Linked DNA regions of Homo sapiens: region 1 is linked to region 2. A link is a loop called in an ENCODE intact Hi-C map of the cell type or tissue named here. Cell type or tissue: heart right ventricle. All regions are shown on one strand. Each heading gives the region's core, and the rest is flanking DNA. Links, peaks and the distances in the headings are about the cores only. Region 1 overlaps VLDLR (very low density lipoprotein receptor). Region 2 overlaps PUM3 (pumilio RNA binding family member 3).

What was found. Hi-C counts contacts between places; a loop is a spot of excess contacts. Peaks named below come from ENCODE experiments on the same cell type or tissue, not always from the same donor. Only the 100,000 strongest peaks of a DNase experiment are listed, where the experiment ranks them.
Region 1: a loop joins it to region 2, with 2.5 times the contacts of the local background. A loop is called at or near these places in 18 of 110 quality-filtered maps.

Annotation. Positions count from the first base shown.
Region 1 is chr9:2,626,722-2,642,823 of GRCh38, forward strand. VLDLR (very low density lipoprotein receptor) reads left to right here. Exons shown (of 19, transcript NM_003383.5): 2 at 8,732-8,851; 3 at 13,138-13,260; 4 at 14,656-14,778. Among named protein-coding and RNA genes, the nearest start is that of VLDLR-AS1, 12 kb to the left of the region's middle. In heart right ventricle, for the core only: no CTCF peak of the experiment used is centred there; no DNase peak of the experiment used is centred there; H3K27ac peaks cover 3,408 bases.
Region 2 is chr9:2,794,251-2,810,352 of GRCh38, forward strand. It overlaps PUM3 (pumilio RNA binding family member 3), which reads right to left. Exons shown (of 18, transcript NM_014878.5): 16 at 16,094-16,102; 17 at 13,564-13,654; 18 at 9,902-10,213. The coding sequence ends at 10,081. Among named protein-coding and RNA genes, the nearest start is that of PUM3, 42 kb to the right of the region's middle. RefSeq lists an enhancer at 14,238-15,113. In heart right ventricle, for the core only: a CTCF peak has its summit at 6,360 (motif pointing left); no DNase peak of the experiment used is centred there; H3K27ac peaks cover 4,035 bases.

The sequences.
Region 1 (16,102 bases), core at 4,227-12,226, 170 kb before region 2:
CGAGGTGGTGGGGATGGGGGGACTTGCAATTTGCCAACCAAGGGACATAACAAAGCCTCGGCGATAGACAGCATTTGTGAGTTACATCACAAGTTTGTTAGAACTTAATAGTTCTCCCACATGCTGTGAGTAAACAGGGTTTCTATTTTATAGACTGCCTCTAATCTTTCATTTTCTTAAGAAAGACTTCCCCACATCTGAGGTATTAACTGATCTGTATGTTCACTAAGTAGGTTGCAGATTGATGTTGGTCATCTTTGTGCATCTTCTGGAAACCACTTAATGTACATCTACTGAGTACCTACCATATGGCACCAGGCATGGGGACAGAGTGACCATAGCACTGGTTCCTTCCTTTGTGGCACTTAGTCTAGTAGGGGAATCAAAGCAGGAAACAGCCAAAGACCGCTTGGAATAGAAGCTCTGAAGAGGAGTGAGCAGATCCAGTGTTTAAGACTTAATCATAAAAGAGGCAGATAGCAGCTGGAGATTTCTGGAATTTCCATATGCTATCTGGGTTCTAGCTTATGAAGTTTCCCTAAAATTACCAAGAACTTAGACTTTAATTTCAAAAAGCCAGAAATAATTCTATGTCTGCAGATAATCCTACAAAAGTGATATGACTAAAGCAACAATGGATTACTGCCAGTATTACCAAAGAGCATTAAAACATGTCAGAAGTAAAATCTGCGTCTGATATATCACACTCAACTTTACCAGTTAGCCGCTGCTAACCTTCTCAGGTGTTGGAACCTCTCTTTTCACATGGAAATGAAGCCAACACACCCAAAGGGACACACTCATTCTGACAGACAAGTGTGTGAAAATGCACTGTTTTTAAATGATAAATTGCAACAAAGAGGCCGGGCGCGGTGGCTCAAACCTATAATCCCAGTGCTTTTGGAGGCCGAGGCAGGCAGATCACGAGGTCAGGAGTTCGAGACCAGCCTGGCCAACATAGTGAAAGCCCATCTCTACTAAAAATACAAAAAAATTAGCTGGGTGTGGTGGTGCGAGCCTGTAATCCCAGCTACTCAGGAGGCTGAGGCAGGAGAATCGCTTGAACCCGGGTGGCAGAGATTTCAGTGAGCCGAGATAACGCCACTGCACTCCAGCCTGGGCTACAGTGCGAGAATCCATCTCAAAAAAAAAAAAAAAAAATTGCTACAAAGATGAGGTGAAGGTACCCTCATAGGCCTAGGGAACAGGGACCTTTATAACCTAGAGTCTTTCAAAGTATTCTAGCTAGTAAAACAACCAGTCACACTTGGTTTCAAGTTCTGAAAAAGCTGGGGGAAATGTTTTTGACAAAAGTTTTTAGTTCAGACCAGCTTTATTAGTAAACTAATAAATCAACTCATGCACCCAAGACTACCAACTAGTGCCTAGAGAATATAGGATGTCAGGCACCAGGTCCTGAGTTACAAATGTGAACTGCAGCCCATGCCTTAGGGGATCTCTGTGTCTAAAGGTGAAAAATGGTAGCTGAACTCATCTCCTTGGGTGATGGCTCTGTGACAGGGACTATTATGAGAAAGCAGCCAGACCATACCTAGTTTTTCCAAAAAAGGCATTGAGGCCTCATTCAAGAATACAATCTGAGCCCACTCCTGGTGAATGGGTGGACAAGGGCAACATGAACAAACTGAGACAAAGCAGCCATGAGGAAGGGCAAAGCCATGGGGAAGTGAGTGGGTCCCCTTTGAGCTGTTAGCTCAGCCCGTATAGCAGATGGTGGGTAGTGACCAATAGGGAAAAGTCTGAGGAAATTAGTAGGGAACTTAATCCTAGAGATAGTGGTAAGCCAAGAAATGACCCCATTCTTGGCTATTCTAGGTTGCTTGAATCACTAGGTTGCTTGATATGGGTAGAGAATGTGGCAGCCTGGAGGCAAAGGAACAAGACATTTAAATTGACATCAGGTGAGAGGAGGGCTTGGGCATAGCCAGGGATTGATGGCCAAATGTCAGGGAAGAATTTGGGCTCATTTCTGGAGTACTGATTTAGAGTAAGTAATGGGGCCAATCAAAGATAGACTACACAGGGAGGGAAGGATGGATTTTAGAAGAACCTCTGCCTAGTAAGACACCCAAATAAATTTTTTCTGCAAAATAGTTTTGAGGGCTTTACTCACATGTTACTATCATGTGTATTGTAAAAGAGGCATTTATCTCCTGTGTCCCTCCTGTGATGAACATTAGGCCTTATGAGGGTGTTATTGGTATATGCTACAACCCTGAAAATGAAAGAGCCACTTACATTATGGGTAGAAGCTGTAGCTTCTTAACCTTAGTGCAGTGGTTCTCAAAGTGTGGACCGAAATTGGCAACATTAATTCAATGTTAATTGAGTTCATGTGTCAACATTGACTCATTAGAAATGCAAACTTAGGCCCTGTTCTAGACCTGCTGAATCAGAATCCAGGCTGGGGCCCAGCATTCTGTGTTTTAACAAGCCTTCCTGGGGATTCTGATGCACACGGGAGCTTGAGAACGACTGACTTAGTTTACCACTCACAGAAGCTAACGATTTTCAAGGTATATCCGATGGAGGGCCTTTCCTCTGACTTGAACCCTAGACAAGAAAACCAAGAGCTATAATCCTTTTAGAAGACTTGCTGAGGAATTCTAGAAACATTTTTAAAAACTTAGAATGAGGAAGGAAAGCAGGCCTCCATCTCAACAACAAGGCTAAATCTAAGTTGATGCTTAGTAACACAGTATCTAGAGCCAGTGCCTGGGTTCAACTCCTAGCTCTGCCCAGGGCAATCTGGGACAAGTGACTGTACTTTCCTTCTCTACCAGGTTTCCTGATCTGTAAAAGAGGAATAATAGGGCCAACTGTGCAGGATTAAGAATTTTAAAAGCTAAGAGATGTGAAGTCTTAGAGCAGTGTTTGACCAACAACAAAAACGATTTGATTATGTCCATGATTCTTAAGATCAATTTGATGTAAATGGAAATTGAATGTAACTGACAATTGAACTGTAAAATTCACTTATTTCCATGACTCAGAAGAATTAGCCTACATATTCACCACTTTTTAGTGGCCCCCGAACTAGTGTTTTTGTTGCTGTTTGTTTGTTTGTTTTCGAGATGGAGTTTCACTCTTGTTGCCCAGGCTGGAGTGCAATGGCACTATCTCGGCTCACTGCAACTTCTACCTCCCAGGTTCAAACAATTCTCCTGCATCAGCCTCCCAAGGAGCTGGGATTACAGGTGTGTGTAATGCCTGGCTAATTTTTGTATTTTTAGCAGACACTGGGTTTCACCATGTTGACCAGGCTGGTCTTGAACCCCTGACCTCAGGTGATCTGCCCGCCTCAGCCTCCCAAAGTGCTGGGATTACAGGCATGAGCCACCGTGCCTGGCCCAAACTGGTTCTTACAATGTTTCAGAGGCTGACTTTAAGGCCAGAGCACAATCTTTGTGCTTGACAGCTCAGAACATTTCCCTTAACACCTGTTGTGGTACTTTGCCTCTTACAAACCCTTCTCCCCTTAGGAAAACTTTTTTGCTGACTCAGAAATTTGCTTGTCCTGAAAGGAGTTTTAGCTTACAAATAGAAACACTGTCATTAAAGTGGCAAGCAGTAGAAGTGAACTAGACTAAAAATAAATGCCCTTGGTGGCCCCAGAAGTGCCAAAACAAATGGACGGAAGGAATTCCAGCAAGTAACACCCATATGCTCAAGCAATGAGTAAGGGCATGAGAGATGTAAATGCTTGGCCCTGGTGGCCCCAGCAGTGTGGCAGCATGAGCCTCTGTGCAGGCTGAAGTACGCTCTGAGCCTGGTACCCAGAGACACTTTCTCTATATTCTGGGCATGCATCTTGGAGTGCTCCTGCCAGGGTGCTGCTCGGAGCCCCATAGGGAGATTTGTAGTCCGTTTGGAAGGCTTGGTATTTACTCGAAGGCCTATGCAGTTTTTTACTGAAGCTTATGTATTAGTCCTCCATGTCAACCGCTACAGGGAAAATTAGACAATGGCGGCTGACTTCTATATGCATTAAAAACCCTGAGTTTCCCTCTAGGACATTGGTCTAGACAAGGAATTTATGAAAGAGACCTCAAAAGCTTAGGCCACAAAAACAAAATAGACAAATGGGACTTAATTAAACTAAAAAGCTTCTGCACAGCAAAAGAAATAATCAACAAAGTGAAGAACAACCTGCCGAATGGGAGAAAATATTTGCAAACTATTATCTGACAGGAGACTAATATCCAGAATATACAAACTCAAACAATGGGGAAAAAATAATCCCATTAAAAAGTGGAGAAAGGACATGAATAGACATTTCTCAAAAGAGGACATAAAAATAACCAACAGATACATGAAAAAATCGTTACCATTACTAATCATTAGAGAAATGCAAACCAAAACCAAAATGACATATAATCTTATACCAGTCAGAATGGCTATTAATAAAAAGACAAAATACAACAGATGTTGCTGAGGATATGGAGAAAAGGGAAGTCTTATACACTGCTGGTGAGAATGTAAACTAATACAGCCACCAAGGAAAACAATATGCAGATTTCCCAAAAAACTAAAACTGGAATTAACATTTGATCCAGCAATCCCTCTACTGGGTATCTACCCAAAGGAAAAATCAGTATATCCAAGGGATACCTGCACTGGCATGTTTATTGCAGCACTATTCACAGTAACAAAGATACAGAATCAACCTAAATGCCCATCAATAATGAAAGGGTAAAGAAAATATGGTACATATACACAATGGAATACTATTCAGCCATGAAAATGAATGAAATCATGCCATTTGCAGCAGCATGGGGATGGAATTGGAGGTCATTATGCTAAGGGAAATAAGCCAGGCACAGCAGGACAAATATCTTATGTTCTCAATCGTATGTGGAAGCTTAAATATTTCATTCCATGGAGGTAGATGGTAGAAAGATGACAGAGACTCAGAAGTAGGGGGAAAGGGAGAGCAGATGAAAGGAAGTGGGTTAAAGAATACAAACCTACAGTAAGGTAGAAGAAATAACGTCAATGACTGTAGTTAACAAAAACGTGCTCGCGTGATGGACACCCTAAATCCTCGGATTTCATCAGTATAGATTCATTACATACATGTAACAAAATTTTACATGTACCTCATAAATTTATACAAACACCACCAAGAAGAACCCTGTTTTTCTTGGAGCCAGTGAACTGCCAATGTGTCTGTGTAGCAAAGTTAACTACTTAGAGAAGCAAGGCTCCCAGGAAAATAGGTCCTTGAAGTTAGTGTGCATATTCTATAGTCTGATTCCATCTATATAAGTGACAGTAAAAGTGAGAATTTTTTGACGCTCCAGGAATTCATTCATTACAAATTTAAATAGGCACATAAGTGAGTAGGTACAAGCGACTTCCAACCCCCTCACCCAAAGGAGCAGAGATATTCTAAGGATTAGAGCTGGAAGAAAACCTAGACAATTTCTTAATAGAACCCTTTTCAAATTCTTACACCAAAATCCAATATTCAAAAGAAAGTCTTGGTAGAGGCAGAGGTGGAACACCCAGGGCCTCTGCTACTGTGGCCTTTCCCTCCACTTCAACCACCCCTCTAGCCTGAGGCATTCTTGTGAAACCTCATGGCTTTAAGGAACCCACTAACAATTGCATTTTGCCCCATCTTCTCACCTGTCTGAGCAGAAATGCCTAGCACTTCTACTTCCAAGGTATTTTTTGAGGTGTCATTGGCTTTAGTTTAGCCTGAAGAATTAAAAGAATCTCGAGTGTAGATGATTTCAAGCTCAACTTGTTCCCTTTATGAAAGTATAATACTGAATTTGAGACGTAACTTTCATGGATGGAAATAGACTGCAGGTCCACAATCCTATAATCCCAAAGCTTTGGAAACCAAAAGCCTCTTAACTCATTTGGTGCTTTCAGTTCTCCTAGAGCTCTGCACAGCAGCAGTCCCAGCTGAGCACCAGAGGTGGATAGGTAGAACCTTTTAAAAACTTGAACAGAAAACTTAACAGTGTTCCAGTCAGGTGGCTAAGGGCTGGGCATTCGATTTAGTGTCTGAGCTCTCCCTCTCTGTGGGAAGCAGAGAATTAAACAGAACTAGGGAGCACTTTCTGCCCAGTAGCAGTCCCTCAAAACAAAGTGCTTAGGAAACTAGGAAACGAAGAGGCATAGCCATAAAGCTTAAGGTCTTTATTTGCCTGTCTTTAAAGAGTCCTTTATAAAGCCAGCTTGTCTTCCCACCCCCACCCCAATGTCATTCTTTTAAACAGGCAGGGACATTTTAGTAGCACACTGTACTCCTAATGCCTGTTGCTACTCCTTATTGGAGAGAGAGAGAGAGAGAGAGTGTGTGTGTGTGTGTGTGTGTGTGTGTGTGTGTGTGGTTGAGAGAGAGGGAGTAAAACACAGCTTTATGATGATCAGGCAGAAGCTTGAGTAAAGTGGAAATATCTCGGATAAGAAAAGCTAGAAATTAAACTCCTTTTTGGCTTCGGATATTTTCTTAGTAGAAAATGCTGATGCCTGTCCTGAGTCTCCTCAATATAGACTCTTAGAGCAGAGCTGCTAGGATTTTAATAGAATTTATTACTGTTGATAGCTTGTATATTACAACTAAATTCAGAGACCCTCTTTAAGGCAATAGTAGAGTAAATATCAGCCTTGGGATACTGTATGCCCATACTTAATCCCAGGCCACTCTGAGTGCCTAGGAAATCTGTAGCTTCAAACTCATTCTTAAGGAGGTTGTCTTCCAGGTACCTTAACCCTGAGGTGGGAAACTATCAATTGACATTGACCTTTAAGTTGCTATTCAAATCTGATTACAAGGTTTCCATTTTGATTATGTAGATATCAATGTCAATGTTGTTGTCTCATTTTGACTTAATAACCTTTGGTAACTAAAACCTTAAAAAAAAAATCAGAGGCTTTCAGTCTTTACTGTATCTTAACTCCAACCTGACTATTCTTTCCAAGTATATTTATACCTATGTTCTCAGACTACAAATCATTCTTTTCCTGATTACTCAAGGTAGAGTCTTACCACTTTCACAGTCCCCAAAGGTAGTAAGGTCATATAGAACTGCAAGACACGTACCCTCAGCATTGAGAATATTGCAAACATATTAAGAATCCAGTGGCAATGAGGGGAGAGGGGAGAGGCACCAGGTACCTCAGATTTGGTTTAGCAGTATAAAACAACACAGGTGATGCTTCCTGACAACAATCTCTACCCTCCTCTAGTTCCCCTTCTAAATCCCTAGTATATTACAACCAATAAAACGTGAAGAATGAAAAAGTATTATGAAATGAAGGTAGGAAACCATTCTGCTTTGTAGCTGGGTCCTAGCTTAATTAGACTCATGGGAGCAGAGTGATAGATGCAGTTTTAAAAGCAACATATTTAATATCCAAGGAAGTAACCACACCCATATGGTCATCTTGATTTGGGCCAAATTTTAATCTCCCTGGGAAGAGCCACAAAGCACGAAATGCTCCCAGACAGCAGGGAGTAGCTGACACTAGGGAGACCAACTAGGGTATTGTGCACGTAACACAAGAGTTCCAGTCTGTGCTTGTCTCTGTAATATCAGTTCTTATGCCAGCATGCCACAGCTGCAAATGCTGAAAGGTGGCAGGAAATCGGAAGGCCTTCTGCTGGGACACCCTCCCTAAGTAATCTGCGTGAACTATATGATTCCACTGTTTTTCTCAAATATTTGCAGTATATTTGCTTTAAGGGCCACATCTGTGCCTTTTATCGTGAAGCAATCACATCCGCCAGAAGGACGGAACTGCTAATGATAGGAAGCACCTGAACATTAGCTGGCCTGTGCCGGGCAAAACACCAACTGTCCCACTTAGAAGTCTTAGTTCACACCATTGTGTGAATTAAATATCCATACATTAAGCATAGAAAACCAGATTCAGAGAAATCGAAACTACATCTTCAGCTCCACCTCACTTTCCTTTCCTCTCCTCTTTAAATGACAAATGATCTTCCTTTCCCTCTTAACTATACTTTCTTGTTGCTTTTATCTTGGAGCTGTTTTTTAAAGCTGTGTTTTTCCAATTAGACCTCAGTTTCTAAGAGGAGGAATCATGTATTAAATCTCTATTTCTACCCTATTCTTGCTGCTCCTTCTAAATCTTCTTCACTGTGCTTGTAATAGAAACATCATTAATGGATAATAGTATGGATGTGGACAAGAAATGCCATTAAAGGATTAGGACTTGGCTGATTATAGCCACACACGTAGTTTCAACAAATGAGAGAAATGAGTCCACAGGCAGAGATGATGCCCCTTGTGGTCTCTGGGCAATCTGGATTCCTTCTATTTTCGTCTGGCTCCATTTGCCCGAGATCACTATTCCAGCCACCATGCCCAATTTTCAGGTACCAGGAATGAAGAGATGGAAAGAAAATGGATCCTCTATCCTCTTAAGGACATTTCCCAAAGTTGTATATACCATTTTAGTTTACATTCCATTAGTCAGAATGTAGCCCCTTGGCTGCACCTCACTGAGAAAGAGGCTTGAAAATCTAGTATTTAGTCTTAGCATGCACCCAGCTAAGAACGCAATTACTGTCAGTCACTGGCTGAAGAGCCATCCTACTCTGGCCCTTAGGATGTCATAGCCTGCCGAGTCTGCAGTATCCTTCTGAGAAGGTCCCCATCCATGGGTATTAGGTATCTTGAATCTATAACCAATCCTTGCTTTACCGAATGTTCCCTTCTTATTCTAGGGAGAAAAGCCAAATGTGAACCCTCCCAATTCCAGTGCACAAATGGTCGCTGTATTACGCTGTTGTGGAAATGTGATGGGGATGAAGACTGTGTTGACGGCAGTGATGAAAAGAACTGTGGTAAGTAAAGAGTTTGATGACTTATGCATTTTGTTAAAATATGATGTTATCTTAGTCTGCAAATGTATTGAGATTCTGAAAATAAAATCCACTTCTAACAATTGCTTTGAAAGAATCTATACTTCTCTGTGTAAAGGAATAAAATTGAATGTTTGACGTGGGGTTATCAACTTGAGAATGGAATGATAAGGTGATGTTCCATTTAAATGACAGGACCTAGTTTATCTTAGATCAGACAAACGTGGAATAGGAATCTGGGAGAAGGGAGAAGAGGACCAGAAATAGAGACAAACAGAAGATTGCTTAGAAGGGGCTTTTTTCCCCTTTTAATTTTCAAATGGCTCTGATCCTAGAAAAGAAGGCAAGCCATGGACATGAGAAAATCCCATAAAGTTTCAGGGGGTTAATTAACCCTTGACATAGAAACTACAAGCCAGCACAGATCAAAGATCAGATAAGGATTCTTTTTTAATTCTCTGCCTACAATAGTTGCTAATTCTAAAGCATTAGCAGGGCGGAAGACATTCTCTCCCCAAGAGAATGGGGATACAGTGTCACAGCCATCAATCAGCATCTATTAAAAGATCACTGTGAGAAATGCCTATGTATGCAATCTATACAACCTCATGTCAAGCCAAAATAGCTGAGAACTGCATGGCAAGATTACATTTACATACCATGAATACATGCTGAAATTTGCTCTACGATCCCTTTGTTCAGGGTTGTAAACATTCTGAAACAATATTCTATGTGAATATTGGTGCTAACATTGTCATTTATCTTTTAAAAGATGTTATATAAAGATGTTCACTATACAAGGTAGAAATACAGAAGAAAAGTAGAGTCTAAATGTAGGTTTCATCAACTGCCATCTTGTTATGCCTTTACCTACTTCTTCATGCATCATTATTAAAATGCTATAAAGTATGCATCATGGCAGACCTTGTGCTACACCTGATCTCTCAGAGCAGTATCACAGGTGTTTTCATGCCAATGTGTAAAGCAGATCAGTAGCTCCTTTAGAAGCATAAGAAAGTCCATTCTACCATCTCAGGGAAGAAACTTACATCCAGTCTCAGGACCAAGAATAGTTCTCCTGTGCAACACTTTATCATCATTTGCATTTTAACACTAAGATTTTAATCTATTCCACAAGACACTGAGTCTCATGCTATTTCTGGGTTACCTAGGTAATTTAGTTCTCTTACTAAATATCTCCTTAGAGAGTCCTCACTCTTGTCAACTATTTTCCTGTTGTAAGTTGCAATTTTTTTTCCTCTCTTCTAAACGATATATTTGGCAAAACCCATTGCTTGTTCTTAAAAAGTAATTATTCTCTTTGTGTTGCACAAGTCTTTTTTTACCATGTGACTCAGTAGGAACTAACCTGGGTCAACTTGGGATTTTTCTAAAATAGTCTTGTATAAGTACTCTCTACTAGCCACATGGTAGGAGAGTTTGGCAAAGAAAAAGAGGTAGATGTATATCTAATCAAGATCATTTGAGGCAGGAAAAATTATATCCTTAGCCAAAATTTGTCTCTACTTCCTGTGTGTGACAGTAGAGAAAGAAAGTAGAAATATTACAATCAGGGAAGGTCTGAGTGCTTACTTTGTTTCTCTATGGAAGAGGAAAGCTATAGAATTACTTAAAACTTCCAAAGCTGCCTCCTATTTTTAGTCTAACCTCTTAATATGGAACTTGGTTACAATATTTAGCTTAGTTCTTTATTTCCAGTATGTCAATGGGCATAGTCAACTTAACCTTAGATTCTATTAGCCATGTGCTTCTGTTGGTCCCATTAACTCATTCTTTTATAATGTTAGGCTGAGCTAATTAATCAGCAACCTAAGTACTCTAAATATGTAACTGCTAATTCTCTTCCTCTGTAGCACATCTAAATTCCTATTTGTCTCTCAAGGCCCAGTTCACATATCCTTTCTTTACCCTCCCAGTCTATGCTCCAAATGAAGAGAGAGAACCATACGGCAATTTGTCTGTCTCTGTTTATCTTTTGCTCAAACACTGTGGTATACAGCCAATCTTTCACATCCTCCTTACGTTTTCTAAGACTTAAAATCATGGAGGGCCGGGTGCGGTGGCTCACGCCTATAATCCCAGCACTTTGGGCGGCCTAGGCAGGCGAATCACGAGGTCAGGAGATCGAGACCACCCTGGCTAACACAGTGAAACCCCGTCTCCACTAAAAATACAAAAAAATTTAGCCGGACATGGTGGCAGGTGCCTGTAGTCCCAGCTACTCGGGAGGCTGAGGCAGGAGAATGGCGTGAACCCGGGAGGCGGAGCTTGCAGTGAGCCAAGACCACGCCACTGCACTCCAGCCTGGGTGACAGAGCGAGACTCCATCTCAAAAAAATAAATAAAAATAAATAAAAAATCAATCAATCAATCAATCATGGGGTCTCTTTACAGCCATTCCGCTACTCCCTCTTTTGTAGCTTCCAAAGAATATCACAGGTTGAATTATAGCAACTAACCCTGCAGACCCTCTGACTTCTTCCTCCATGCTCAGGAGAACACAGACCTTGAATAGCACTTAATTCATTAACATTAGTGTTTGAGTTTTTCAGTGATTTTAGAAACAGGCATGAATCTAAAGCTAGCATGGCCAGTCTTGTTTCCTTGGCTGTGTAATTCAAGGAGATAATCCTTTATAGATCATCATAATTTGTCAACCCATCTTGAGTTCTAGAAATTAACTGTAATCACTGTCTCTCTCCTTTACAATATCTTACTCTCAACCAGAGTGGTCCAAGGGCACACTCTAAGCTCTGAGAGTTCTACCTGCTTTAAACCAGTGATTTGAGAAACAGTCCCTTTCAAATGTTCATCAAATTGTGAATTTTTCACTTATTTACCTTCACAGAATATATGTTATAGAGGAATGTTTTAAAATAGAAATTGGGTAGAAGGTATAAGCATATAGGCAAGAAAGAATATAATCTAAGAAAGATAAGCTTAGGGTATCCTGTGTGGCTACTTTATATCAAGATTCATCCTGCTCCGTGATTCCTTCATGGGTAGGATAATCAAGCTGCCCGATTTGCTTAGGACAGTCCTGGTTTATGCTTATCTTCCAGATATAATTAAAAGTGTCCCCTTTCTGCTGAGACTGTCCCAGTTTGGACAAAAAATTGCATGGTAACCCTAAGTATAGGGGAAAGACCTGCCCCAGGAAGAATTAGCAACAGAATCAATTCCTCTCCTTAGGCTATTTTAACATTAGCAGGCAGTTATGGATATTAGCACTGACAGCTTCAATGACTTTTAGCTGGTTGATGTTAGCCTACCCCTTGGCTAGAAAGGCTAAAATCTTCTCTCCCTTGAATTCTAAGTACAACATCTCTTGTTACACTGATTGAGTTTTCTCCCCTTTCTACCTGATGAGTTTCTTTGCCCCTGTAGACCAGTATGGGTGACAATATTCAGTACTGGGGTTTGGCCTTCATTCTCCACACTAAACACATGTGTTGTTAGGGGATGCCCCTTGAACAGTATATTAGTCAGCTCAGACTGCTGTCACAAAAATACCATAAGTGGGTGGCTGAAACAACAGAAATTTATTTCTCATAGTTGTGGAGGCTGAGAAGAGACCTGCCAGTAGATCTGATATCAGGTGAGGGCTGTCTTTCTGGTTTGCAGATGACCATCTTCTCACTGTGTCCTTACATAGTAGATAACAAAGAGAGAGAGAGTAAGCGCTCTGGTTTCTTTTTATGAGGGTGCTAATCCCATTCATGGGGGCTCCACCCTCATGACTTAATTACCTCCCAGAGGCCCTACCTCCTAATAACATCATGTTAGGGGTTAGGATTTCCACACGTGAATTCTGGGTGGAGACAAACATTCAGTCCCCAGCAAGCAGTTCTACTATGATCCAGTCAGAAGATGGAATGTTTAGCTGTTAAATGAAGTACTTGAATGACTTGGAAGAAATGCATGTAGAAAATGAAAGTGTTACTTAATCTCAACATTATAAAACAGGCAGGAAGTTAAATGTAAGGTATCTCCGAGTTGTAAGATAATGGGCAACCTCTGTCTGACCTTGACTTCAGTTTCCTCCAAGTCTCTCAAATGAGCATCTTCCTCCTCTGAAAAAAAATAATAATTTTTCTGAAGTTTCCCCTGGATATTGGCAGTTGAGTGCCCATTGACTCAGCTTTTTTTTAGAGCAAAACATGCCAAAATGCAGTATGAGCCCTCATGTGAAGCTAGGGCTGTGGGTAAATGACTTCAACTTTAACCCTTCAAATAAACGTTTGTAGTAAAGAAGACGTGTGCTGAATCTGACTTCGTGTGCAACAATGGCCAGTGTGTTCCCAGCCGATGGAAGTGTGATGGAGATCCTGACTGCGAAGATGGTTCAGATGAAAGCCCAGAACAGTGCCGTGAGTGTAACTTGCTTTGGCCTTGAACTTTGCCAAGTTGTTCGGTGTCTAACATTTCTAAGTATTGCTTAATCTCCTACTTGGTATTCATTTTTCTTTGCCTGCCTTAAAGTTTAGGTCAATTGACTCCAAGGGCAGTCAAATCATTACCAGTTTATCAGCCTCCTTTAAAGAATGTTCTCCCTGGTCCAACAAGACTGACATTCTCTTGGGTAGCTTCACTATTGAATACTTAAAACTGAAGTCAGCAGATTCAATCAAGAACTCCTTGACTAGGTGCATAGATTTCAAATGTCTGTTTATAATAACTGAGCAGATGGTACTCTGGTCCTGGAAGCTAAGTCAAGAAGTGAGGGTTCCCTATGGGCCAAGCAAAAGCTTTTAGAAGCACAGCTTATCATACTATTAAAAAGCTATTACTGAAGAGGTAAGGTAGCTAGTAATTGGGTGATATAGTGACTCCTGACACACATGTAACCTCAAGTTACTAAAATGGAGATCTTACAGCATATTCTTAAATAAGAGAAACTTCATAGGTATGCAAGTATATACCTGTGTCCTTAGGAAAAAGTCTATGAGACCATAAAGAATGATGGTTTGGGATCATATAAATTGAGATCACACGAATGTCAAGGCAAAGAAAGTCTTAGAGTTTGAGTCAGTAGAGGCCTGCACTGGTAGAAACACTAAAAAAGGACTAACATGAACACAGTTTAGGTCTAAAGTGTGATTATGAAAGAAAATCAAATAGAAAGGAAGATAAGGCTGTTACTTTCAATTTTCTAGATAAGAAGTGAGGGGAGTAATATTGGTCAAGGCAAGTGAGTTCAAGGCCTGTGAGCTAAAGACAGGTTGTGTAAAGATTCAGCCTCAACTTTTAGTGGAGAATGACCTGGTCAAGTCAAGCATTAGGGCATGCTTCTACTTTGCAAGATGTCAATCTAAAGGACATTGTGAAGGAGGCCCATAAAGGAATCTAGGCAATAGAAGATTTTGTAGGTGTTTGACCATCTGACTTTTCATGTATTTGAGATTAGATGACAATATCTAGGTGTGCCCACTTGACATCCAACAGATAAATAGTGGTCTAGGAGCAGGCCAGCCAATAAACTTCACCACGCCAAGTAAAACAAAAGCCAGAACTGAGCACGCCATGGGACCTTGAAGGAGTGACGTGGTCAAAGCTGTCACGTACACTGCCAGGTAGCATAGGTTGGCACAGCTTCTAAGGAGTGGAGCTGATGAAAGAGCTCCCCGGGCTTCAGCCAGTTAGTAGAATTTCACCAGTGTGCCAGGCTACTGAGTCACAGGTATTAGCGCTTCCAGGCAGCACAGGAGCAGCAGCTTTGCATTGATCAGTTCTGAGGCTCTTTTGAGACTGTATATCATCAACAGATATGAGAACATGCCGCATACATGAAATCAGCTGTGGCGCCCATTCTACTCAGTGTATCCCAGTGTCCTGGAGATGTGATGGTGAAAATGATTGTGACAGTGGAGAAGATGAAGAAAACTGTGGTAAGAAGATCAGTGTTGAGTGACGTAACCCAAAGACCCTTTTCCTAAAGGAAGGGTGGGCAGGGGAAACTAATCTAAGCCTGAAGACGCACTGACATTGACTCACTTTTCAGTGACTTCACTATCTGCTCAATTACTTGTCCTTCATAACTGCCCTAAAACCCTAAAAGACATTCATGTGGCAATTGACCATCGCTTGGTGTTTCTTTTAGGCAAATAGAAATAAGAAGGTAAGTCATTCAAGGCACTTATATATAGAAGTAGCTCAGGGAAGCAGCAATTGTGTGGGCTTTTGTTTTGACAGTAATTCATGTGTCTTTTGCACTTTGGCACAATAAAATTAGAAGGTGAGTAGGGTTGGCAAACACATTCATAGGTCTAAATTTGATTGGGTTATTGGAATAAATTATTTGAGTATTATACAAGCATTTCTTTGCCCATGAACTAGATTCTGGCATAACTTTCCCAGAAAAAAAAAAAAAAAAGACACAGAAGCATGAATTAACATCTTGCCTCAGATACCCAAAGAAAAGTCTACCCAACTGGTGATACCTTTGTCTCCTGTTGCAGTTCCTGTCTCTGAAAGCTAACTCTGCTTCCTATTCTTTCATGTTTCTGGTCTTGGAAAATCTTTAATAAAATGCTGCATGTTGAAGGTGAGGGCCTGGGAAAATCACTAGGTTGAACAAACAGTGCTTTGAATGTTCTTTCAAGCTACTGCCCTTTTTATAGGGCCTCTAAAACCTACAGCTCCCAAGTCTGACAAGCATGGGCCTCCTGATATGGTAGTAGTCAAGGGAGCTCAGGGCACTTACAGTTGAAACACCAGTCTTGTGTGTAGAAGTCGCCTCCTGAGGTCAATACCACTGCACCTAGTCCAATGAGTTTTAGTGTTCAATCCTAGAATTGGGTTTTCTGTATTGGTAAGCCCTGGTGCTGCCAAGTGTTTCCCTTATAAATCTAGACTTTGCTTCCCAAGAGAGTCGTGGTCTCTATTCTAATTGCCACCAAATTGTGACCTTGAAACATTTGGCAGGAATTTAAGTCAAAGTACCAATTGGCTAGTAGGACTAGCTTATCATTGTCAGCATACCTGATTGTTAAATGGTGATTATAGCCCTGGCAGTGACTTTTTCAAAATGGAAAGTGTTTAAGACTTGTTATTCCTGATCCTTATTTAAAGGACCAAAAAGAGGAACCATATATGGTGGTATGTGGTTCACCTCTTTTGGTGACAAAGTCTTAATGCTTGTTGTGAGTATTACGTTGCATGATATTCTCAACTAGTGATAAGATCTGACAAGCAGTATGTTGATTCAAGGAC
Region 2 (16,102 bases), core at 2,678-10,677:
AACTGGCTAACTTTTAAAAAGAGTGAATATATCTCTTAGGTTTTGTTTTGTATTAGTCAGTTTTCACACTGCTGTAAAGACACTACCTGAGACTAGGTGAATTATAAAGGAAAGAGGTTTAATTGACTCACAGCTCTGCATGGCTGGGGAGGCCTCAGGAAACTTACGATCATGGCAGAAGCGGAAGTAGGCATGTCTTACACGGCGGCAGGAGAGAGAGGAGAAAGCAAAAGGGGAAGAGCCCCTTATAAAACCATCAGATCTCATGAGAATTCACTCACTATCACAAGAACAGCATGGGGGAAACCACCCCCATGATCCAATCCCTCCTTCAACACGTGGGGATTATAGGTCCCCCACTCCACACGTGAGGGTTACAATTCAAGCTGAGATTTGGGTGGGGACACAAAGCCAAACCATATCAGTTGTACAAAAAGGCAGCAAAATAACAATTACCTCTAAAGTGAAATAAAGAAACAAAAGGCTACTTCGTGATGTTAGAATATTAAAAACACGATTCTCACAAAAATATATGTCAAAGATTTATGTAACTCATTCATGAGAAAACAAGCAGGTAAAACTAGTTCAAAGGAGGATACAGTGGACTGAGTTATATATGTACATTTTTCTGTATGTCCATTTCAGGAAAAGGAAGTCTACTGGAATAAGATTGCAGTTAGATTAACGCCTGGTAATAAATAGGGCAATAAAACTGTAATTTTTGGAGCTGTCTCTACTATAGGGCAGAAATCATTTGCAACTTACTGATATTCTACTCAGCATTATCCACCTTCCCAGAGTCTGGGCCCTAACAGAATAATAGCATGTCAAACAAAATCACACCCCTCTAGAAAGTCAAATAACCTTGTGGTTTTGCAGACCATGCCCTAGTATGTCTTTAAATGGGACAAACCTTTTTGCTTTATTTCTACACTTTGGATAATTTTACTTAATGGTAGTAGAGGTTTTTTTGTTTTTGTCTGTTTTTTTTTTCCTTTATAATCTGTAAACTACAACTCTGTGACTTGGGAACCAAACGAGGTAAGGAATATTTGGAACCATCTGGGGAGTCATAAACACAAAGTTTTACAAGGCATCTTCACATATGGTCTTATTTGATTCTGACCCCAGCTTCCTGAGATGTTCAGGTATGATCCCTATTTTCACAAATAAGAAAAGAGAGGTACCTAAAGATTGTGACTTGCCCACATTCCTGGTCAGAACCAGGGCCAATCTACAAAGCCAGATCTTCTGAAAACACACACCAAGGGCTTTCACTGTGGTGCTGCTCTCAACAACCCCTCACATCGTAGAGAAGCTTATGGTTTAAAAAGCCCTTGGCAGGCTGGGTGCAGTGGCTCACGCCCGTAATCCCAGAACGTTGGGAGGCCGAGGCAGGTGGATCATAAGGTCAGGAGATCAAGACCATCCTGGCTAACACGGTGAAACCCCGTCCCTACTAAAAATACAAAAAATTAGCCGAGCGTGGTGGGGGGCGCCTATAGTCCCAGCTACTCGGGAGGCTGAGGCAGGAGAATGGTGTGAACCCGGGAGGCGGAGGATGCAATGAGCCAAGATCATGCCACTGCACTCCAGCCTAGGTGACAGAGCAAGACTCCGTCTCAAAAAAAAAAAAAAAAACCAAAAAAAACTTTGACAAATTGAGGGCGCATGAAGCAGGTGGTTTTGTTTTACAGACGGGAAAAATGAGGACCATGATCACCTGCCTAGCAAGTGACAGAAGCCAAATCATGTCCAAGTTCCCCAACAAGTCAAAGGCTAGTTCCTCCACAAAACAATCACCTGGAGTTAATCCACTTTGTCCCTCGGCACTGACCCAAATTTCATCTCTGGACACCAAGACCACCAAACAACTTGAATCCCCCACTTCTCTGCTGGACCTCCACCTATCAGGCCAGGTATGTGAGTTCAATTCACCCCTTTCTCCTGCCCCAAGAAACAAACTCCCTTGTTAACCTGTCTAGCTCTCTGCCCTCTACCTCAGCAAGCTGATAGACTTCACAGGAAGGTGTTATTGACAGGCAACAGCTAGCGGTGCTATTCCACCAGGGTTATTTGTATTTTAAAAGAAGCCCATTTTGGTATAATTACTTTCACCTTTTGCTTCCTAATCTATGTTGGCAGAAATGACTACAAGGAGCCTGCAAACCCAACCTTAGCCGAAGCACCAGCTGCCAAGGGAATGAAGGCTCATGTTTTGACTATTTTTCAAATGTACATTGCTGACGTTTAAAATTGTAAATATATTTTAAAGTGGTAATGAATTTATGGGTGTTCTTATGTGACTTCTTAGCCAATATATGTTTAAAAGTGTAACTGTGACTATGTGTAGGGGCAGAAGCTGCTGAAATGTTTTATGGGAAAATCTCAAGGAGGGGAACCTAACGCTCACAAAGACACAGTGAAGTATGATTATCTTCATTTTAAAAATGATGAAAATGAAGCAGAGAGGATATGTAACTTACAAAGATCATCCAGCTACAGAGCCAAGCTTCAAATGCAGTTCCAGGCCTGTGCTCCCAACCACTATTTTATATTCCCTTTAATTTTACCTGATTTTCATTTTCCAAAAGGGTGTGACTTATAGACAAGTATGCTGCAGAAAACACCTCATCCTAACCCTGATCATCTGTAGGAGGGTCCAGCAATAAAGAAAACTTTTGAGGGTTGAAAAGCTACTATAGAAAAGCAAACCAGAGAAACATTTGAGAGAGGAAAAGATGAACTGTATTTTACCAACTGTTAACACTTTGACTCTAAGACGTACCATTATTTTATCTATCACTCAGAAAAAAAGCTGCCTATCAACGGTCATGCTAATATGCCACTGACTATAAGTGACACCCGGAAAGATTTGTTAAATGCAAAATAAAAATGTACATTTTTAGAATTGATGAAATATAGTAACACGCAGGCAGGCAGCCCAGGCCATGGTCTAAGTTTGAGATCCCAGAAGAAGTGAGAGCATCTTTCACGATTTTTCTTCCGGAAACTGACTTGATGTTGTTACATTCAACAGTAGGCAGCAGATGTTTTAGCCAGAGAACTGTAAGTGCTCTGGTTTCAGTCTCATGCCAGTTCCTGATATGGTGCTACTCTTAGTATTAAGAGTACAGAGGCTGCGCACGGTGGCTCACGCCTGTAATCCCAGCACTTTGGAAGGCTGAGGCGGGCGGATCACGAGGTCAGCAGATCAAGACCAACCTGGCTAACACAGTGAAACCCCGTCTCTACTAAAAATACAAAAAATTAGCCAGGCGAGGTGGCGGGCGCCTGTAGTCCCAGCTACTCGGGAGGCTGAGGCAGGAGAATGGTGTGAACCCCGGGGGCGGAGCCTGCAGTGAGCCGAGATGGCGCCACTGCACTCCAGCCTGGGCGACAGCAAGACTCCGTCTCAAAAAAAAAAAAAAAAAAAAAAGGACAGACTGTCCCTGACTTATAATAGATCAACTTACGATTTCTTTTTCTTCTGAGACAGAGTCTTGTTCTGTCACCCAGGATGGAGTGCAGGGGTGCGATCTCAGCTCACTGCAACCTCGGCCTTCCAGATTCAAGCAATTTTCCTGCCTCAGCCTCCCAAGTAGATGAGATTACAGGTGCCTGCTACCACTCCCAGCTAATTTTTGTATTTTTGGTAGAGATGAGGTTTCATTGTGTTGGCCAGATTGGTTTTGAACTCCTGCCCTCAAGTGATCCGCCCACCTCGGCCTCCCAAAGTGCTGGGATTACAGGTGTGAGCCAGCCTACTTACGATTTTTCAACTGTGCAAAAGTCAAAATGATGAAGCAAAGTGATATGAACTCAGAATTCTCTTCAACTTACCACGGGACATGTATACTTGATTAACTAATCACGGTGGCCAAGGGAGTGTTGTGGTTCAGAGGCCAGAGTCACATGCCACTGGTCAAGGCAAATCATAATTCGACTCCACCCAAAAAGGCGACTAAAATGTAGGGGGAGGGGAACCTCCAGAAAGGTGCCGGGCAGGGTATTATTACCAAAAGAGCGGATTCCAACAGATATTTAGAACTAGACTTAGATATCGAGTTATACAATGGGGCCAAATAGTTGATCTGGTAAGAACAAATGAACCCATGTCTTGTCTGTTTCTTCAAAAGGATATTACTGCTGTTACAGATCTTTAAGATTCACAGTTTCTCTATCACTGCCTACTGCTGAATGTGATAACATTAAGTCAGTATGTGCTTACTGGTAGATATATCAATAAGAACCTAAGTTTTAAATGCAAGAGGATTTTCATCTAAAAGGAAAGTCTGTTGTCAAGCATCTGGAAGTCATTTTAAGATATCTGAATTAGTCATTATGTTTAATTATAGTCATCAAGAGCTCAAAGTCAGATGATTCCCATGACCTTACCAGACTCCTCTCACCTTTCCCTCAAGTAGTTATCACATATCAAGCACAACTAAGAGCTAATCATTTCCTCCCAAGGTACAATTAACTCCCTAAGAAAAAGAGCACAGACCAAAATTTCTCATTCCCACATTTTTGCAGCTCTGTCTGTCCACTTACATTCAGCCACGGGCATGAGCCCATGTTTAAAAACTGGATAAAACATTCTGATGAAAAATATTCCAAACACTGTTCTTTCATAGGCTGTTATCTGTGGTATCATCCAGGGCATCATCATCGGTACAAACATACATAGCAATCAGTGTCTGTCTGCACACTGTGGAAGGCAGAGCAGCCATTTAGTTACTATTCATAAAAGACACACAATCCAAAGGGCATACTGTATCTCCTAGTTAAGGCCATTCATTAAAAAATTTACTAATGCGGCCAGGCGCGGTGGCTCACGGCTGTAATCCCAGCACTTTGGGAGGCTGAGGCGGGGGGATCACGAGGTCAGATCGAGACCATCCTGGCTAACACGGTGAAACCCCGTCTCTACCAAAAATAAAAAAAGATTAGCCAGGCGTGGTGGTGGGCGCCTGTAGTCCCAGCTACTCAGGAGGCGGAGGCAGGAGAATGGCGTGAACCCAGGAGGCGGAGCTTGCAGTGAGCCAAGATGGCGCCACTGCACTCCAGCCTGGGCGACAGAGCAAGACTCTGTCTCCAAAAAAAATTTACTAATGCATCTGGGGAAGAAGTTAGGGGACCTGGGGCACTTGGATGGTGGTGTTTTTAGGTTCAGAAAAGATGAAGATGATCATAAACTTAGTTTCCTTACGTTAAGCACTATCAAAAGGTAAGACGAGCTCAAGTCTCAAATTTTTATGTTTGTTTAGGTCATTAATTTTGGCAGAAATAGTTTGATTATGGGCTCCCTACTAACTGCTGCTGTTTTGTGATCTTGTGTTCTCTTAACCATTATTCTAAATACATATATCCATAAATTTGCCAGACTTAAAAGTGACTAATCTGCTAAAATTAAGACGTAACTTTTTCAAATTTTCACTGATATAGAAACAGAAGTGCCATCTCATGTTTTCAAGAGCAAATCTTTTGAGTTTGGTCAGGTAGGAAGCCATTTCCTCTAAGAGGCCTTTATTCTGTTATGCAAGTGCTTATTACAGCAGACATAAAGGGAGAATGGAGTTCTCCTTCCTTCTAACATCAGCTGATTCCTAGGAGAAGCAGGGTTTGATGCAAACTGAAAATACGACAAGCTGAATTTTCAAATAAATGACATTCTCAGATCCGCTAAATTCATCCATGGAAAAGAAGACCACCATGAAGCCAGGTAGGTTGTTTTCAGTTTGTTTAAAGCCATTTGTGGATTTCTGCTTAAAAATGGTGCATTGTTGAGTTTATCTCTGTTCCTTTCAGAAAGAGTAAGATAAGACTAGAAAAATAAAATTGTATAAATTCACAGGAACAAAGTAAACAGAGGAGAAGCCACAGTGGGTGAGAGATAGCACCAAGTATCTGGAAGAACAGGAAGCAGTAGAGAAGGCGGCAGAACTGTGAAAGCGGAATACCTAGTGCATGGAGAGGAACGAGTCAATTCTCACCATGGTAGACCAGAAAATTCCAGCAGCTAGAGGTGCCAGGTACTGGAGAATGCTGGGGTAAGCCTTGGAATGGAAAACAGGGGGATTGGCCCAAACTGCTTGACCACCACTCCCAACCCTGGCAGCAGGCTGAGGAAGTGCTTTGTGAACTTATGTTGACTCATTTTCTCAAGACTAGGGGGCCCCAGATATGAGAGGGCATGAGGGAGAGGCACTGTGCTGAAAGCAGGTAGGTTAATTAAAATCTGCACACTGACTATTGAGCAACTGAATGCTGGCTGCAGGTGGATTTCTCTCTGGAGGCACTGAATGGCCCAGAGGAAAGGCCTACAGATACTGACATCTGGAGGACCCCAGTGAAACAGCAGGATCCACAACTAACCACTGGTACAGTAAAGTCAACATTAGAAAAGAAAAGAATGCCCTCTTTCTCGTCGGTTTTAAGATTTTAAATGTCTTAAATATATGAGAGCTAAAGACCTCTCCAAGAAAGTCTCAAACAGAGCCCAAAGCAAACAGAAAGAGCAGATGACAGAAAAGAAAGTAAAACAAAACAACCAACCATAAAATTGAATATCACCAAGAAACATGAGATAATGCATACAAGCAATAAGAAAAGGACACTTTAATGAAAAGGCTGGGAGTGGCTAGGCATGGTAGCTCAGGCGTTCAGGACTAGCCTAGGCAACATGTCAAAACCCCGTCTCACAAAAAATGCAAAAATTAGCCAGGCATGGTGGTACATGCCTGTATTTCCTGACGCCTGACAGGCTGAGGTGGGAGGATCGCTTGAGCCAAGGAGGCAGAGGTTGCAGTGAGCTCAAGTTGCACAGCTGCCACTCCAGCCTAGGTGACAAGATCCTGTCTCAAAAAACAAACAAACAAACAAAAAACCCAAAACACAAAAGGCTGGCAGAGAAGGTAGAGAAAATATCTCACTCAGAAAGCAAAGCAAAAAAACAAAAATATTAAAAATAGGGAAAAGAAAGAAGATTAGAGGCTCAAATCATTTCAACTCTCAGTAATAGCTCCAAAGACAAAGAACAGAGAAAACACGGGGCAGGGGGTACATTAAAAAAATCAGAAAAAAAACCATGGAAAAACATCTCGCAGGATGAAAGGATCTGGCTCTTCCGACTAAAATGGTTCACCAAGTGCCTAGCATAAAGAAGGAAAAGAAAATATACATAACACTTTCCAATGCACACGATCCTGAAACACGAGAAAGCTGGAGACTTAAAGGCCGCATATGAAGATTGAGAATAAGGATGGCACTGGACATTAAACTTCTACAACTTTGCAATCTAAAGACAATATTGACGAGCATCTTCAAATTCTGAGGCAAAATTAATTTTAAACTAGAATTCTATGTCCAGCTAAACTAGACATCTGGGTTTGAGAGTAGAATAAAGACATTCGGACTTGCAAGGTCTTTAGAATGTATTCTTTCTCGGGAAGCTACTAGAGGATGTGCCGTGTTGAGAAAAGGGTGTTAAGCAAGAGAGATGCATGGGATCTGAGAAATGGACTTTTCATAGGAGAGAAACTAAGGGAAGGCAGACGATGATGATGGTGAAGGAGCAGCAGTTCTTCAGGACATCCCGAAAGCCAGGAGGGGTGTCTCCAGGAGAAGGTGGAAATGCTTGCCGACTTGACATGTTGGATACTGTGGAAATTGGTATTTAGAGACAGCCAGGTTAGCATACTTTTGGCTGCAAGTTGCAAAAGATCCAACTCAAAACTGACCTAAAATGAAAAACTGGGGTTTATTCTCTCACATAACCAGAAGTCCACGGCTAGCGCAGCTCCAGGAGTTAACTTATTCAACAGCTCAACATCATCAAAGTTCCAGACTCTTTTCACAAACCTTTGCTCAGCCATCCTCGGCATATTTGCTATTTCCTGTCAGGCTTCTAGCTTGCAGGCTGGGCCTAGTCCTGCACATACCAAAGCTGACGGGCAGGAAGGGGACTCTCTACAACCCAAGAGACCTAAGAAACCCTCCCAGGAATACCATCTCTCTTCCAACTTTCACTGGTCAGGCTCCTTCCTAAATCCGTCACTGATTTAAGAAATGGGCCCTCCGGACTCGGTCATACCAGTGCTCTTCTGCATAGGACACACAAGCGAATCAGGTGTACAGCCGGGTGGGGTAATGAATGAGGTTGTCAAAATCCCAACACATTCACAACCAACTAGAGAAACACTGAATTATATCAGTTAGGATATTTAAGCCACGTGGAAAGGAGCAGACACCAGAATAACACAGAAGCCTTGGTGGGCTAAAAAAAAAAAAGAGGAAAATGGCTGTTGAGTAATTGCTAAGGGTGCCTTCAAGAGAAGAATTTAAGCAATTCTGACGTAAAGTTTAGGAAAAATCAACAGAGATGTAGAAACTAAGCAAATGAAAATAAATGACTAATTCCAGAAAAATTAAAATAGTAGAGGAAATGTAATGGCTGCTCACTACTTGAATCAATATTTAACAACATTTATGTAGGTATAATAAGGTAAACCCTGAACACTGATTTCATCATACATGATGCAATTCTACTGGGAAGGGAGGGAAGAGGAGTGGGGAACAGTGATGGTAAAAGTTCTTAATCTGCATTTCCTGTAATAGGAAATCAAAAGAAAATACCTGCAACTGATAGATGTATTTAGACATTTAGCAGAGCGAAGAATAATCAGTAGTTCTGGGGAGGGTGAGGCAGGGGTGCAGAGGAATGGGGTAGATTGCTGCTTCTGCTATAAGCTTTATAAAAGTACTCCTCAAATTATGTACACATTATCTTAGTTTCAAAGATGAAACAAAGAGCAGGGGTTCTTTCCCCCTTTCTCTGAATGGCTTCTTTATACAGAGAACACAAATCACAATGTATTAGCCAAACAAATGCAAGCTCTACTGTTGCCTTTTCCCCATTCACCTCCTTATCCCATCCCAGTTCCTCCAGCTCTCCACCCACACCCTTATATTGGGTGATGTGAGAATCCATGTCAAAAGTTACAGCCATCAGCGCTTTTGCAGTCTGGGAAGGATTCAATACACCGTGGCAGGAGGGGTCCTGGTAGTCGGTAGGCTGGAGTAGTCCTGGGACCCCATGGTCTGGAAAGGAAAGGCACAGCCAATTCCTCAGCAGGTGTAACTGCAGTGACAGACCTGAGTGAGTACCCCGTTAGACTACTTTGAGAAAGCAGCCAGATACTCATAGGCATGACTACATGAGCCTGACTGAGCTACCAATCCTTCTAAGCTTTGTTTGCTCAAACAACTGCAGTTTTAAAATTCAAACATCCTAGCTGTAGTTAAACTTCTGCACGTAACAAATTTCCACCTTCTTCCTTCTTATTCAAACTCCATAGGCTTTGACATTTTAGGGACAGTCTCAAGGGAGAAAGTCTAATCACAAGGAGCTATTTACTTGGAAGGCCCAAAATCAGAGACAAGGAGAACTTCCCAGTGACCCTGACTTTAACACCGCAATCCACAGTGATCCCCTAATTCATTTAGCACATTTCCTCCTATGAGCTTAACTTACCTGAGTGGCTTTCAAACAAAATCTAGCATGGAACCTAATCCATAAAACAGCTAGGTAGGCAGCTGTGAACCCCCCACTGCCCCGGTACTCATTAAATTCCACTTTACTGTGCCCACGACTCCCCCTGGCTCTTCTTTTCCACATCCTGCCTTCCTTTGACAGGATGAAAGTCCTCTCAAGTCCCACCTTCTCCAGGAAGCCTTCTCAGACTATGCTCACTGAAGATGTCTTCTCCCCTGAATCAACTCATTCAACTACACTTTATATATCTGGTTGGTCCCACCATATATGATTGGTAAACCTTCCACATTAATTGCCTCACACTGATATGCTTACTACTCAGTGTAACAGAGGAGACAGCTGAGATTTTTAAAAAAGACCATTTAAAAAAACAATTTATATAAATAGATTCGTATACAAAGAAGAAACACATATACAGAGTACCCCAATTACCAGTATGGTGGACCCTACCCCTTCTTTTCTGCATTGGGAAACAGAACAGAGAACAGAAAAAATCATTCCATCTTGCTCTTAACTCTTTCCACCTATGTGCTCAGTTTTTCAAGTAGAATTTCTATTCCTTTGCTGGTGCTTTTGGTTTTTTCCAATGTAGGAATCAAGCTTTTCAGTGCAGCTTTGACTTTGTTTGCAACTTCCAGGTCACAACTCTGGAGGAGGCTGAAGAGAGGAAAAAAATTAAATTTCATAAGCATTCCTAGATCATCTCCAATACTACCTGTACCAACAGTAAAAAAGACTTTGTTAACTGTGACACAAGCCTTGTAACTATATACACATTATTTTTCATTCAAAGGATGAATGATGAGACCAGTAGCCCATATTATAACACCACGGAAAAAAACGTTTTAGAATCTTGCTGGTGGAGTCACCCAAGCAAAGACATTTGTAGGACCAACATCATTCCATACAGAGTTGGTTCTACCTTCACATTATCTTAGGACTTACTTACATCCTGTCTTAAAATGATTCTACATGTATTCTATCTTCCCTTCCCCATCTCAGGACTATAAGCTCAAGAGCAGGGACCGTATTTTATTTATTTCATGATGCTACATTTACAGAGCAGACAGCCAAAATATGCCCACCACGTGGCTGAATGAAAAGGTGTGAACAGAGGCACAGAGAGGTCAGAGTTAGCAGGTCTTCTCACTGAACTCCACAGCACTAACATTGAGTGAAAGGGCGAAGGGCTTCACTGTGGAGCTTCACTGCTTGGGTGGGAAACCTGCCTCTACCACTCAGTAACTGTACAACCAAGAGCATGCTATGTAAACTCTCTTAAGACTCAGTTTCCCGAATTGTAGAATGGGATTCACAACAGAGTCCACCTTCCACCTCACAGAGTGGTTTTCTGAGGCTCAAATGGCCTTGTATCTAAAGCACCCAGCCAGAGCCTGACACTTAGTAAGCACTTAATAAATGTTAGCCATTCTACAAAATAAGCCCGGCCTCTGCGTTCTGAAACCCTGCCCGAGTACTCTATCAGAAGTGAAAGGAGCCATAGAGGCTGGTAACAGCAGGCCCATTTCTCTGTGGATAGGACCTACAGCTCTGACCGCAGAGTACCAGTCCTGAATTTCCTGTTCTCTTCTTTTTCGGGACCCTTTGTAAATACGGACCTCTGAAACACATTTTAGAAATGAGGTACTTGGTATTTTCCAAAGTCCCTGGTCCCAGTAACTTCCAATATGTCAACAAAGAGGAGGATAAATTATCAGCACCAAGCAATATTCTACTGCTTATGGGAGATAAGAAACAATTCAGCTTGCCACCTACGATGCTAAAAAGTAAAGTTCCCTCGTAATGAATTTGTGACTCACTAGGTGTTTTTATTTCATACATCTTGGCTAAACACACAGTTATACAACACATAATAGTAAGTTATTGCTTACTGAGCATATGCCACATATTAGACATAATGCTAGGCATTTTATATGCATCATCCAATCTAGTTTTCATAACGACCATAGGGTTATCATTAATCTCATTTTTTTTACCACCAAGAAAATTAAGGCCCAGAAAAGCTGAATAATTTTCCCAAGGCTATGCACTAAGCTAGAACCCAGGCAGTCTGTCAAGTGCCAATGCTCCCAAATGTTAGAGAATTCTGCTTCTCTGAGTTACTTTTCAGCCAACATACAAGGCTGATTTTCTTTTCACCCAAAATTTACAAAAACAATTTTTTTGTATTATTGTTATATATAGCTCAACTTCCATTTAGAACTTCAAATATTTCCTCTGCTCCTGTTCCAATTCTGAGTAGTGCTCCATAATAAACCTATAGTATCCTTCCTATGTTTGAAATCCACCTAATGGGAGTTCTGATTGATGAACAACCTTTATAAATTAATTTCATGGCATTGCTGAAATTTCCAGTTAATTGAGTGTAATGAAAGAATGTGTCAGTAGGTGTTAACACTCCAAATGCCTGGTAAAAAAATTTGTAATGAAAAAGTTCATGTATCAGCTAACGAATTCTGACTGTTTAACATCAACTGGAAAATTAACTAATTTTAAGCAGAAATGAACAAAATGATCTGTAACACTTATATATTTGGAGACACTGACATACCTGAAGCTATGAATGCTCCTGTGTGAGTATTATGTGTACCAGATCACGTATATGTTGAAGAAACACTTAAAATAACATTTACAAACAACATAGATTAAGTTGCATAGCATGTTGCAAGTAAAGTATCTTGAGAAATTCAAACTAGGGTTGGTATCTGTTTTCCCAAACCTTAATAACACAGCAGGGGAAAAATCAACAGTAATTGCTTCAAAGCAACATACAAATCTTTTTTTAAATGAATGCTCTTAACAGAAGGTTTTCATCTGCACAGAGAATGTATGGAAAATTTCAATGATTTGTGGATTGATTATAAACTCAACTAAGTTCAGAGAATAATACAAAAGAGGCCATAGCTCATCACTGTTTTTTTCTCATTTTAAGTCAGATATCAACAAATAGCACACACACTTCAGTAGCAAATGCTCTTCCAATCCTTTTACAATCTTTTAAAACAATGAAGGAAATTACATGTAGAATTAGGCATGATTTAAAAGTCAACATTGTCACAGTTTTCACAGGGATGTAAGTTATTCATTAAAAAAAATACAGGCTGGGCACAGTGGCTCATGCCTGTAATCCCAGCACTTTGGGAGCCCGAGGTGGGCAGATCACGAGGTCAGGAGATCGAGACCATCCTGGCTAACACGGTGAAACCAGGTCTCTACTAAAAATAAAAAAAATTAGCTGGGCGTGGTGGCGGGCACCTGCCGTTCCAGCTACTCAGGAGGCTGAGGCAGGAGAATGGCATGAACCCAGGAGGCAGAGCTTGCAGTGAGCTGAGATCGCACCACTGCACTCCAGCCTGGGCGACAGTGTGAGACTCCATCTCAAAAAAAAAAAATTATGTTTTGGTCAAAACCATAAATGTGGTGAAGCCACCTGATACCTTGTGAATGTTATAATTTGTCAAAAAGATGGTAGTTTAAAAATCCTAAGGGCCAAGCACAATGGCTATGCCTGTAATCCCAGCACTTTCGGAGGTCAAGATGGGAGGACTACTTGAGCCTAAGAGTCTGAGATCAGCCTGGCCAACACAGGGAGACCCCCATCTCTACAAAAAATAAAAAAATAAAAATTAGTTGGGTGTGGTGGCATGCGTCTGTAGTCTCAGCTACACAGGAGGCTGAGATGGGAGGAAAACTTGAGCCCAGGAGGTTGAGGCTGCAGTGAGCTGAGATCGTGACACTGCACTCCAGCCTGGGTGACAGTGAGACTCCATCTCAAAAAAAAAAAAAAAAAAAAAAAAGATTCCTAAGGACTGACTGAAAGAGTTACATTTGCTTTCTAATATTTGGTATGTTTGTCTAGACCATGAGTGACTGGGAGTAATATTAGACTACTGAGAACAAATATTAGAACTGAGAAATCAACGTGAAGGAAGTGTGTCTTTTGCATGACCAGGCCCTGCTCAGAGAAGGGCACATGTTATACATACCTAGAAAGAATAATGGCACCTCGATTTACACTAGCCCAGGACTTCAGGTTCTTCATACCAACATGCTCTACAAGTGTTTTTGCAAAACAACCTGTAAAATATACTGAAGCTTAGTGAACATCACATAATAAGATATATACTCCCTACCCCCTTCTCTACTGCCCTTAAATCTGCAAATATTTTTAAACAAAAAAGCTAACAAAAGTAGCTTTCACCCAATCTCCCTTTTAACACAAAAAATTCCAGTGCAGGTTTATCTAATGCATTTCTAAAAGAGCCATTTCTTTTAACTCTGATCCAAAACCTAAGCTATGTTTAGCAGTAATTACTCAAGATAAACTATGAATTCTAATAAAACACTCACTTGGTTATGTCTGCACTTCTTTGTATTATTTAATGATTTAACTTTGACCTGAAAGCTATTCAGGAAATAAATGTTTCACAGTAGCACCTCATGCTTGGTTGAAATCAAGTTCTTCCTCATGGAGAAATGCTCACTCACAAGGTGCCATGAACATAACACAGTGTTCACGTGTTCAACAGTGGTTGATAAATGACTGTTCTAGCTTAAACTTGGCATTTCTCTTTACAACGCTTACATACTCACAAATCAAAAATACCATTTTTCTCCCGTTATTCTAGTATTTGATTCCCAAGGTCGTGGTATTATCTTTTTCACTTTGCAATTAATGCTTGGACAAAGGAGAAATTCTGATAGCTAAGATTTAGTGCAGATGGAGGTAGGGACAACCTATCTTGAAGGCAAACATCATAGTCAGGTAGCATGTACTATATAATTCATTCAAAGATACCTGAATGTAAGGACTCTTTAAAAGCCAAGAGGCCTATGGCTATTCAGCCTTTCATGGTACCTGCTAAAGAGGGACAGAGTTCAGCTAGTGAGGCAAATTGTTTTCCAAAGCTGACCACAATAATATCTCCTGTCCTGTGTGCTCTTCTAGAATGCAGCCACTCCCCCATCTATAGGGGGAATCCATGTCTTCTTTTGAATCACAGTGGGCCTCTGTGATTGACTTGACCAAGACAGTATGATGAAAGTGGCATTAAATGACTGCTAAGGATAAATCATGGAAGTGCCACGCATTTACTTTGTCCTCTTGGGATGCTCACTCTTAAAAAAGCAACCACCATCTCGTGAAGGAGCCCAAGCAGCCTAGAAAGGGAAACTGAGGCTGTTGGTCCCCAGCCAACAGTCAGTACTCACTTGCCAGCCATGTGAGTGAGCTAAGCGAAAAGTGGACACTCCAACCACAAACCGAGCAGCCCTAGATGACTCTGACTCTGAGCATAGAGGGGCAGGCTCCACCAGACCCTGATCAAGTCATTGTTTTGAAAACTACTAAGTTTTAAGGTGGCTACTATCCAGTAAAAGAGAATCAAAACAGCTAGACGTGCAGGAGGACAAACTCATTTGGTGCTGAATACGACAAGACAAACACATCAGACCCAAACTGGCAGATTTTAGGGTTCTCAGCACATTTTAATTAAGAGGGAGAAAAACCACTGGACATTAAGCCAGACTACTTTTCTGGCATAAACTCAACTATACATCAACTTTTTAATAATGAAAAAGATTATTCCATATGTTATTTTTTTCTTTAATATTTATCACAAGGCTTCTCTTTTACAAAAAAATTTAGTGAAAAATAGCCCCAGGTCCCCATTCTTAAAGGTAAGGTGAGAAGTGACAGCTCTACTGCTATACTGATTGCCACACTAGCCATCAGAGCTGCCACTTGCCGCAAGACATGAATTCATGATCTGTCACTTTTTTCCAGACATTGTAATGAAAAGCCCAAACTGTTTTAACTCAGTAGGGGAAAAAAATCTCTCCAGTGGTTTAAATACCAGATGGAATTTGGATTTTGTAAGTGAAGGTCTGGTTGGAGATAGGACTGAGAGGGGAATGGCATGCAAATGCTAATGCTGTCCTTCTCTAGAGAGCTGAGTTTCTACAGAGCAGCTGTAAGGCTTACAAAAAACCAGAAAGCGCCAAAGACTGGCTTACTCTTTGGTCACATGTATTTCAATGCCAAATAAACAGGCACTAGTCCAAAACTCTCTTACGAGGATAATCTTCTTCTGCTTATTCTTTCTTCAAACATAGAGATAAATGTCATGCCTTTCTACTGAGGTAATGATACTCAACAATTGGGGCCCCCTACCCCCTCTCACCATCCTCATTAGAATGGCATTTTAAGGCATTGACCAAGCCAGGTTAGAAGCCTGCAGCAGCACAGGAAGGAAAACAGAGAGAGTGAGGGGGCGGTGGGGGGGGCTGGCGGGGGGGGTTTGGAAAAAAGAAAATTAAAAGAGTTCTCAGGCACAAATATTTCTAGGGGAAAAAGCATTACCAGCAACCACTGAATCATTTCTTATTCACAGACACCATTTCTAGACACTTGGCAAACTTCATTTGAGCTTAAATGGCTGGTATAAAGTTCAGGGATGCCAGGAATTACTGGAATTCCACATGAGATACAAGAAAAGGTCAAATTTCATAGCCTACCTTCTCTCC